Linked DNA regions of Homo sapiens: region 1 is linked to region 2. A link is a loop called in an ENCODE intact Hi-C map of the cell type or tissue named here. Cell type or tissue: Calu3. All regions are shown on one strand. Links, peaks and the distances in the headings refer to the core of each region. The heading gives the core; the rest is flanking DNA.

Region 1 (5,378 bases), core at 275-5,274, 160 kb before region 2:
GTGCACACAGGGACATGCCCTGTGAGGACGCAGCAAAAGGCAGCCATCCACAAGCCAAGCCAAGGAGGGAGCCCTGTGGAGAAACCTCTTACTTGGTGAAGGCTGTCAGACACACACAAAATGATTCTATTCTTGTGAAGGTCTAGGGCAGGCAAAGCCAACCCATGGGGATGTGAGTCAGAGCAGCGTCAGCCTCTAGAGGGGAGGGGTCCATTGACTGGAGATAGGGTGGGCTTTCTAGGGTGATGGACATGTTCTATGTCCTGATTTGTGGGTTAATGATGTGGGTGGTTGCATTTTCAAAACTCATCAAGCTGTTTATTTGAGATATATTTTATTGTATATTGATTCTACTTCAATTGTAAAAATTGCAAAAAAAAAAAAGAAGAAGAAGGAAGAGGACTGGGGCTTCCATATTAAAATAATAAATTAAATTAATTCAAATAAAGAGTCTGAATCTTACTGACTTGAGACACCAGGGTGTCAGGGGCAGTAGGCAGGGACCCAGAGGGGTGACCCCCTCCCCAGCATGGGTCCCACAGGCCCTGGAAAGGGAGTTGGCTCATCTGCAAGGCTGAGTTCCCACCTCACATTCCCTGGAACAGGAGGAAAGACCCCAGATGCAAAAGTTATCTGAGCTCTTCCTCTGCTGTGATAGGGTGCGGGGGAGGCTGCACACCTCATATCCGGGTCAGCCAAGCATCTTCTCCCACAGAGCAAAGCAAGGATCTCCCATTATGTTCAGCACTAGGCTTGTCCCAAGGCAATGTCTCTAGGATTCCCCAGCAAAGAGGAAGGAGAAGGGAAGACTCTCCTGAAAGGACCTCGTGGCCAGATGCACACAGCAGCAGGAAGTGCCTACGGGGCACTGAAGAACCAGACCCCACCAAGGTCAATGTGAGCTCTGGGTCTGGGGTAAGAAGGACAATGGGGCAGGAAAGTGGGCCTGGAGGGAGGCCTGGGGGAGGGGCTCGGGGGCAGCTCTAGACCTGGTGAGAGGGTTGGGAGCCCAGGAGCCCTGAGTGTCTGACGGCTGCTGACCAATGGACTTGGAGATTTTTCTGGAAGTGCCTGAGCGAGGACGGCCAGGGTGTGGGCTGGAACTGGGAGGGGGCTTAGGGTCTGTGCCCAGGCCAGCGTCACAGAGCTCAGGGAGAGGTTGTCTCCCTGAGAAGGGGACAGCTCGGCCAAGTGGTCTCGGAGGGCAGAGCTAGGGCCAGGGTTGGGGGCCGATGTAAGAGGGTTGACCTGGCTTTGCCCCCAGTTCAACCACTGTCCCTTTCTGGGCCTCAGTTTCTCCATCTTTGAAATGAGGAGGATTAAACTGATGCTATGCAAAATCTCCACCAGCTTAAAAGAAAAAGCTTTGTGACTGTCCTGTGTGAAGTACAGAGAGGCAAATTTGGCTTCATCTAAGGAAGAACATTCCAATATTCATAAGCGGCCCTGAGATGGCTGTGGGGTGAGCCACGCTCCCCTACATTGCTCACGAGGTTGTCCAGGGGCGGAGGTGCGGTCCTGGGCCAGGTCTCTGAGGCCCTCACATACCCCCGGTTCTCCTGGTGCACCCATGAGAAGCATCCCAGGCTGGCCACTGCCTCTCTAGGAATCAAGCCCCGGGAAATCAGACTTTCACTTCCACGGAGATGTCTGCAAATGGCACCTGTGAGTTCCATCACCCGGCCTAAAGACTCCTCCTTTTCCCATTGAGGACATCCAAGCCATTTTGAAACCCAGTTCCAGAGACCACACCTTGATGACAGCACGTTCATAACTAAACCCCGTTTCTCCCTGCCTTGGGGTCCATCCCAAGACCCGCTCCTCTCTCCCTCCAGCAGTGAGACCATGGAGGGGGAGCCTTGAGAAAACCAGGGTCACTTCAGCTCGGAAGGACTTGGCCCTGCGCGCCGCCACTGGCACCGACCTACGAAAATAGCTGCACTGGCCGAGTTTTGCTTTGCTGACGAGCTTTGCTGAGCGGCGAGAACTCGCCAAAGCAGATTTCCAGTTTCCAACTGGCTTTCAGGAAAAAAAGAAAAAAAAGGCGGGGCGGGGGAGATGATTTTCTTTTGGGCTGGCAAAGACACCAGCCGTGTTCATGCCGGCTGGTGGCAACCTATTCAGGGGCCACAACTTCCGCGGTCATTTATTTGCCGCTTCTTTGAAAGCCCACCTCCCTGGCAGTCTCGGCGAAGCCTTGAATCTCACGGCTCCGCTCCCTCTGGAAGGCGTGGAGAGGCCCAAGCCGGGAGGGCTGTCCGGGCACAGGCTCTTGCTCCATCCCCACTGCCCCTGGTGATGGACGCCATGGGAAATGGTGAGCAAGGCAGGGAGGTGGAGGGAGGTGGGGAGGAGGAGGGGGAGCTACGGGAGGGAGTGGGCACTGGGAGGGAGGCTGAGACCCCCGAGTGGGAGCGCGACCCCGGCTTCTTGTCCCTCAGCCCGGAGTCCAGGGAAGCAAGCCCTGGAGTGTTCAGGCAAGAGCCCACGCCCTGGCCTCACCCGGCGAGGTGGGTGGCGCTGCCATGACTCACTCTGCCCCACCCCGGCCCAATCTGGCCTCCCCTCCATCAGAATCCCTTGCCAAAGACTCAAAGGAAGCAGCGTGGTCAGTCCCGAGTCCTCCCCACGCCCGGCCTCAGGTGATACACAGTGGGTGTCAGGTTGCTGTTAGGCTGAAATCCTTCCCTGCCCCTGCCTTCCTACTGCCTGCTCTTCCCCTTTCCTTATGTGAAGAAAGGTGAGCATTTGCAGCCCAGGCTGTCAGGAATCCCAGGCCTGCCGCGGCCTCCCTGAGCTCCTGGGGCAATTCCATGTCTACAGTTCTTCAGTTCCACAGTGGTGTCAAAGCCCATGGTTCATGGGGACACAGTCCTTTCCACTGGCAGAGACCAACTGGGACTGCCAGGTGGAGGTGCTGCAGTCAGCCATGGGGGCAGGAAAGGGAAGGTAAGCAGAGAATGGGGGTGAATGGCAAGGGAGGAGGAGAATTAAAGTCAATCTCCCTCAGTCGCTGGTATAACTCCTTACAATGGAGACAGAGAGGGAGAGGCACAGAGAGAAAGAAGGGACAGAGGGAGGATAACTCCCTACAACAGAGACAGAGAGGGAGAGGCACAGAGAGAGAAGGAAGGGAGGGAGAGAGGAGGGAAGGAAGGGAAGGGGAGGGGAGGGGAGAAGAGGGGAGGGGGAAGGAAGGGAGGGAGGGAGGGAGGGAAGGAAGGAAGGAAGAAAGGAGAGGAAGGAGAGGAAGGAAAGGAGGGGAGGGAGGGACAGCAGGCCGTATCTTTGGTGCAGGGATTATTTCCATTTTATAATCTTGAGGCTCAGCCATGCAACCAGAAACTCTCCAATGATTCCAGACTTATTGTGACCCAATTTAACTCTAGGTCAGATGCTGGGCAGGAGACCCTGGACTTGGAGTGTCACAGACAGAAGGCAACTTGGAGGGCAACCGGGTCAGCCCACCCACTCCCCTCAGGGAGACTGAGGCCCCAGACAGAGGGGAAGTGACTTGTCCAAGACCACACCAGTGCTGAGCTTTCTTTCTGCATAGACCCTGCTCCCTCTGGAGTTTGTGCCTCAGTGTGCAGTTCTGTGACCTGACTGGATTGGTCCAGATGACTCAAAGTTCCTCCAAGCTGAGACATCTGCTTTTGTTCATGGCTTATTCCTGAGAACCCCTGGAAAAGGCAGCTGCAGCTGGAGCTGGCCCCCGCCCCTCCCAGGCACTCCAAGGCCAAGGGTCCTTTCCCTCCTGACGCAGGAGTCACCCGTGGGGACAGAGGGGGGGATCAGCCCACCTGCAGCCCACACCTGCAGCGGAGGGCAGGAGAAGGCAGTGGTTCCCCTGGGAACGGCTCACCTGCAGGGGCCTGGGAGGGTCTTGTGAGCTCCTTGGATCCAGGTGGGAGCAGCCTCCATGCAGAGCTCAGACAATATCTTCCCTGGGGAAGTTTAGACAACCAGGCTGGTGAGCAAACTTCCTAGATTTGATTAAAAGAAGCCTGACGCTTTCAGGTTCTGCTGCTGACAGCCGAGAGCAGACTTGCCTCCTGCTCAGCAAGGTGGGGGCCACTGAGGCATCTTTTCTTTTAAAAAAGAAAAAACAAGAATACCATGGTGATAGTGAGGATGTGGAGCAATTGAGATACCCTTTTTCTTTTTTGCTGCTTGGAATGCAAAATGTTACAACTGCTTTGAAAACAGGTTTGCAATTGCAGTTTCTTATTGCTTTAAACACACACTTACCCCGCAACCCAGCAAATCCTCTTTCAAGATATTTACCCAGAGGAAGTGAAAAGAAGTTATGTTCACACAAACACTTATGTGTATAAGTTTGCGGTGGTTTTATTCATAATCACCAAAAATTAGAAATAACACAAATTTTATTTAACCGATGAAATGCATAAACAGACTGAAGTATATCCATAAAATGGACTTGTACTGGAAAATATAAACAAACTACGGATATGTGGAACGTGGTGAAACTCAAAAGTGTTATGCTAAAAATGACATAACTAGGAAATTCCGTAAACCCCCTCTCCCCCAAAAGCAACAGAAATACTTGCAAAACAATAAAATTCGACCATTTTTGAATTCTGGAAATTAACTACACGCGAGAACAAACTGAAAAACACCAATTACCAATTACTGAACCTTGGTAATACCAGTGGGTCTGTGGTGTATTTAACTTGGGGCTATTCTCATACTCTCTCACCCTCCAGCTCAGAGGTGCAGTGGTGGTGAAAAGCCAACATTCTCGCAGCCAAAAGAGGATTGACTGCTTTAAAGCTCTGTAGCTGGAAGAGAGGATATTGCGTGTTCTCAACACAGAGAAATGATAAATGTTTGAGATGATGGATATCCTAATTACCATGATCTGATCATTAACATGGCATATATTGAAACATCATTATCCATTTTATATATATATATATACACAATCACTATGTGTCAATTAAAAGTAATTTTTATTTTGTCAGGCACAGTGGTTCATGCCTGCAATCCCAGCACTTCAGGAGACTGAGGCAGGAAGATCGCTTGAGCCCAGGAGTTTGGAACCAGCCCTGGCAACATAGCAAGATCCTGTCTCTACAAAAAAATTTTTAAGAATTAGCTAGGCATGGTGATATGCACCTGTGATCCCACAGGTGATATGCACCTGTGAGGTGGGATGATCACTTGAGCCCAGGAGTTCGAGGCTGCAGTGAGCCATGATCGGACCACTGCACTCCAGCCTGGGCAACAGAGTGAGACCCTGCCTCAAAAAAAAAATTTTTTTAAAGGGCCTATACTCAGAGAAAGTCAGTAGTTTAGCCCAACCAGAAGCTGCCTAGAATATCTCTATTCCTATGATGTTGTTGCTATTTGACTTG
Region 2 (5,378 bases), core at 103-5,102:
TCATATTTTTTGTTAATGCACTATAAACCTTTAAACAAAACACCCAAGATGAGACAAGAACTTTGACTATTACTCACATTGGTCTCCAGCTTCTAGCACAGAGATGGACCATACAGCTCTTAACTATTAAAACCAGCTTCTGTGCTTCCATTCTGAGTACAGAGCAGAAGAGATGACAACAAAAATGAGACCTTCTCTCCATTGATCCTTGCTTTTCAAATATACCTCAAATTAATAAATGTATAAACATTTATACTCATTTATATGTTCATTAATTTGAGGTATATTTCATTTTTTTATGAATAACTGGCCAGATGTGGTGGCTCATGCCTGTAATCCCAGCATGTTGGGAGGCAGAGGCAGGTGGATCACTTGAGGTCAAGAGTTCAAGACCAGTCTGGGAAACATGGAGAAACCCCATCTCTACTGAAAATACAAAAACTAGCCAGGCATGATGGCACGCGTCTGCAATCCCAGCTATTAGGGAGGCTGAGGCACAAGAACTGCTTGAACCCATGAGGCAGAGGTTGCGGTGAGCTGAGATCGTGGCATTGTACTCCACCCTAAGTGATAGAGCAAGACTCCATCTCAAAAAGAAAGAAGGAAGGAAGGAAGGAAGGAAGGAAGGAAGGAAGGAAGGAAGGAAGGAAGGAAGGAAGGAAGGAAGGAAGGAAAAGAGAGAGAGAGAAAGAGAGAGAAAGAAAGAAAGAAAGAAAGAAAGAAAGAAAGAAAGAAAGAAAGAAAGAAAAGAAAGAAAGGAAGGAAGAAAGGAAGGAAGAAAGGAAAGAAAGAAAGGAAGGAAGAAAGGAAGGGAAAATAAAGAACTTTGGAATTGTCCCTGACCCAGAACTTGAATACGGTCAAAATTTATACTGTCTATCTCATTCAAAGAGGTAACAGGTATGCAAGATTTCTCTTTAGTTGTTACCAATTTCAGTATGTATTAATAGTGTTTTTTGTCTTTCCACATATTTTTATAGTTGGACAATCCTTAATCTTATCCTTTTTATTTTTTTCTTTTTGACACAGAATCTTGCTCTGTTGCCAAGCTGCAGTGACGTGATCTCGGATCACTGCAGCCTCCCAGGTTCAAGCAATTTTTGAAACCCGGGTTCAAGCAATCCATGTGCCTCAGCCACCCAAGTCCTCGGATTAGAGGCACATGCCGCCATGCCTGGCTAATTTTTGTATTTTTAGTAGAGATAGGGTTTCGCCACGTTGGCCAGGTAGGTCTCGATCTCCTGTCATCAAGTGATCTACCCGTGTTGGCCTCCCAAAGTGCTGAGATTACAGGTGTGAGCCACCATGCCCGGCCCTTATTCATCTTTATTTGTATATTTATTAACTGATTCTCTGATTGAGCCAATCATAAATGTAAAATAAAAATTCATAAACATGAAAACCAAACACATATACATTCTATTTTTTGCCATCTGTCTGTAGGATCATTTGAAACAGGAAATAGACTAGATATCTTTTGAGACAGACCTCAGAGTTCCAGACATGTATTCACTGTATATGACTCATGCTACCAGTAGTCATCATCGATCCAGGATTGGCCCTTCTTTTCTCTGTTATTTTCTACATTGTCTGTTGATTAATTCATTAATTTACTAATAATAACTTTAAACCTTATGACTCACAAAACCCAAAAAGATATCCCAAATAATTCCTATATTAATGTTTCATGAGTTATCCTGTTTTTCATATGTGAATTATCAATATAATACTTCTTTTGACTCCAATATCCCTCACTAGATAAAATTCACCATCTTTGATTATATTACATGTTTATTCACAGTACATTGAGTCCTCTTAAATAAACCACCCAAAGAAATGCAAGAAATCTGACTGTCACTCACATTGGTACACATGCTCCTTCCTAAGCATGGTGCAAACAGAACATGTGACCATGAAGAAGTCCTCAAATCAGAACAAGTACGTCCATTCTAAGTACAGAGCAAAGAAGATAATAACAAAAGAGAGGCATTTTAACTATCAATCCTTGCTTTTCACCTATCATTAGTTAGTCATCTAAGCTATCATTATTTGGAGTAAACTTATTTCATTTCCTCTTTAAAAAATGAACAATTTCAAGCTTACAATTAACCAAGAATTTGAACATTGTCTATAATTATCCTGTCTATATCACCATAGCCAAAGAGGTGACAGACATGTACATGTACTTCTCTTCAGACTTCACTATTTTCAATACATATTAATAGTGTTTCTTACCTCACCAAATATTTTTTACAACTGGACAATGATTAACCTTACTCATCTTTATTTATACATTTGTTTATTGGTTTTTATATTGGCCAATTACAAAAATAGAATTAAAACATGTAAATACAAAGACTAAAACCAAACTCATCTAATATTCCTGATGCCTGTCTAAAGGATTATATCAAACACAGAAAATGAGCTAGATTTCTTCTGTGATGGACCTCAGAGTTCTAGACACGTATTCATCGCATATGACTCATACGCCACCAGCAGTCATCATCGATCCAGGATTGTTCATCTCTTTCTCTATTCATTTCTACCCTGTCTATGGATTGATTTGTTAATTCACTAATAGCAATTTTAAGACTTTATAGTTCAAAAAAATCCTGAGAATAACTTTAATATTCCTAATTTGTATACTGAATTATTCCAACATTGATACACCTCTTAATTAACTATCTTCAGGTTTTTATATATGCATTATCAATACAACGCTTCGTATCGTTTCCATATCTTTCACTGGGATGCAGGCGGACATCTTTGATAATGTCACACACTTTTTATAATACAATGAGTCCTCTTAAAATGGCACCAGAAGGAAGTAAAAAATGTTAACTATTACTCACATTAGTCATCCGGAGCCTAATCATGACGCAGATGCCTCAGGTGACCATGGAAGAACTTTTCAAGGTGCACAATTCATCCATTCTGCAGAGCACAAAGCACAGAGGAGTTCAGAGCATACAAGGGGACTTTCTCGCTCATGATTCACCTTCATCTAATGAGTCATTTAGGCAATCATTATTTGAAGTGTATTTCATTTTCTCTTAAGAAAATTACCAATTTCAAACTTGCCACTGACCCATACCTTAAACATTATCTATAGTTTATACTGTCTACACTATCACTCGCAAGAGGCCAAAGGCATGCATCATTCATTTTTCCTTGGCTATCACTGTTTCAGTACATATTAATAGTGCTTGCTGCCTCATCAAATATTTTTATAATTGGACAATGCTTAACCTGATTCATCTTTATTTATTCAAATATTTGCTTATTGATTCTCACTGATCCAATTATAAAATAAAATATAAATGCATAACACACAAAGACCTAAAACAAACTGAGTCTGTATTCCTGACATCTACCTATAGAATCATGTGAAACAGAGGAAATTGACTTTCTGATGGGCCTCAGAGTTCCAGACATGTATTCATTGTATGACTCACACGACACCAGTAGTCAACACTGAACCAGGATTCTTCCTATTTTTCTCTATGCATTTTTACTTTGTCTAATAATTAACTCAATTCACTGATAATAAGTTTAAAATCTTTGGTTTTTAAAAATCCAAGAGCTTTGATATTCCTAATCCCTACATAGAATCATTATAATGTTGATATATATTTTCATTCATTGTTCTCCATTTTTCATATATGTGTTTTCAATATAGTACTTCCTATCACTCCTCTAACTGGGAAAGAGTTGGCCGTCTTTGATTACATTCCTATAATATATTGGAATATATTATATATAGATTATATTCCTATAATATATATTTTATATATAAGATATTCCAGTAATATATTCCTATAATGTATTACCTCTTTTATAATGTATTATATCTTCCTATAATGTATTTTATACTACATTATATTATAGAAATATATATAATATATTCCTACAATATATTACATTTTTATAATGTATTATACGTTTTTATAATACACTGAATCCTCTTAAACAAACCACTCAAACCAAGACAAGAGCTTTGACCATTACTTACTTTGGTCTGTACGCTCCTTCCTAAGCATGGTGCAAACAGAGCACGTGACCTTGGAGGCATCTTTAAATCATCACAAGTACGTCCATTCTGATGAGTGCAGAGCAGAGAAAATAATAACAAAAATGTGATTTTTCTCATTGTTGATCTTTCCTTTTTACCTATCTGTAGTTAAACATTTAGGCAATCGTTATTTGAAGTATGAACAACTTTGAACTTGCCACTAACCAAGAACACGAAAATAGCATATAATTTATACTATCTCTTCATTATTGGCCAAAAAGGTTAGGTATGTTAGATTTATTTTTGGCTTTCATCAATTTAAATACGTATTAAATACACCTCATCACACATTTTTATAATTGGACAATGCATAACTTATTTATTTATTCATATATGTTTTATTCTTTCATTGAACCAATTATAAAATAAAAACTCATAAACAAAAAAAATTCATTCTCTATTCTTGTCATCTATCTACAGAGTTAGTTGAAACAGAGGAAACTGACTTCTGCGATGGACCTCAGAGTTCCAGACACGTATTCATCGTATGTGACTCATACTCCACCAGTGCTCATCATCGATCCAGGGTTGACCCTCTTTTTCTGCATTCATTTCTATGTTGTCTTTAAATTTATTCATTAATTCACTGGGAATAATTTTACACTCTGTGATTCACAAAACACTAAGAACAGACTTGATATTCCCTATCTTTATACAGAATCATTCTAACACAGATATATCTGTTTCATTAATTCTTCTCCGTTTTTCATATATGCATTATCAATAAATACTTCAGATCCCTCTCATAAATATCACTGGGACATAGTTGACCATAGTTGACTATATAATACACTGTTTCATGATACATTGAGTCCTGTTTAGCAAACCACACAAACCGACACAGGAATTTTGACTATTACTAACATTGGTCTGCATGCACCTTCCCAAGCATGGTGTACAAATGGGGCGCGTGATCATGGAGGAATCCTTAACACAGCACAAGTTGTTCATTCTGAGGAATACAGACCAGAGAAGATAATGACAAAATTGAGACATTTTCAATATTGATATTTGCTTTTCAACTATCAGTTAGTCATTCATGCAATCATTATTTGAAGTATATTTAATTCATTTTCTGAAAATAAAATGAATAATTTTGAAACTGTCACTGACCCAGAAGTTGAACATTACCTATACTTTATTCTGTCTATACCATCATTAGCCAAAGAAGACACAGGAATGTACCGTTTATTTCTCTGTGGATGTCGCTGTTTCATATACATTAATTGTGTTTCTTATCTTGTCCCTTAGTTTCATAATTGGACAATGCTCGAATTTATTCATCTTTATTTGTATTTGTTTATTA

What was found. A loop is a pair of places that touch in the nucleus more often than their neighbours do. Peaks named below come from ENCODE experiments on the same cell type or tissue, not always from the same donor. Only the 100,000 strongest peaks of a DNase experiment are listed, where the experiment ranks them.
Region 1: it touches region 2 in a loop (2.4-fold over the local background); 1 of 110 quality-filtered maps calls a loop at or near these places.

The regions. Positions count from the first base shown.
Region 1 is chr14:101,148,671-101,154,048 of GRCh38, reverse strand. No RefSeq gene overlaps it. Among named protein-coding and RNA genes, the nearest start is that of LINC02285, 31 kb to the right of the region's middle. RefSeq lists enhancers at 1,975-2,525, 2,526-3,076. In Calu3, for the core only: no CTCF peak of the experiment used is centred there; a DNase peak (open chromatin) is centred at 2,558.
Region 2 is chr14:100,986,265-100,991,642 of GRCh38, reverse strand. MEG8 (maternally expressed 8, small nucleolar RNA host gene) reads right to left here. Exons shown (of 51, transcript NR_146000.1): 42 at 4,937-5,024; 43 at 4,013-4,099; 44 at 2,853-2,934; 45 at 1,863-1,949; 46 at 78-152. SNORD114-26 (small nucleolar RNA, C/D box 114-26) reads right to left here and starts at 4,597; the gene lies at 4,527-4,597. SNORD114-27 (small nucleolar RNA, C/D box 114-27) reads right to left here and starts at 3,482; the gene lies at 3,414-3,482. SNORD114-28 (small nucleolar RNA, C/D box 114-28) reads right to left here and starts at 2,513; the gene lies at 2,443-2,513. It also overlaps SNORD114-29. RefSeq lists enhancers at 3,146-3,315, 2,337-3,536. In Calu3, for the core only: no CTCF peak of the experiment used is centred there; DNase peaks (open chromatin) are centred at 2,902 and 3,432.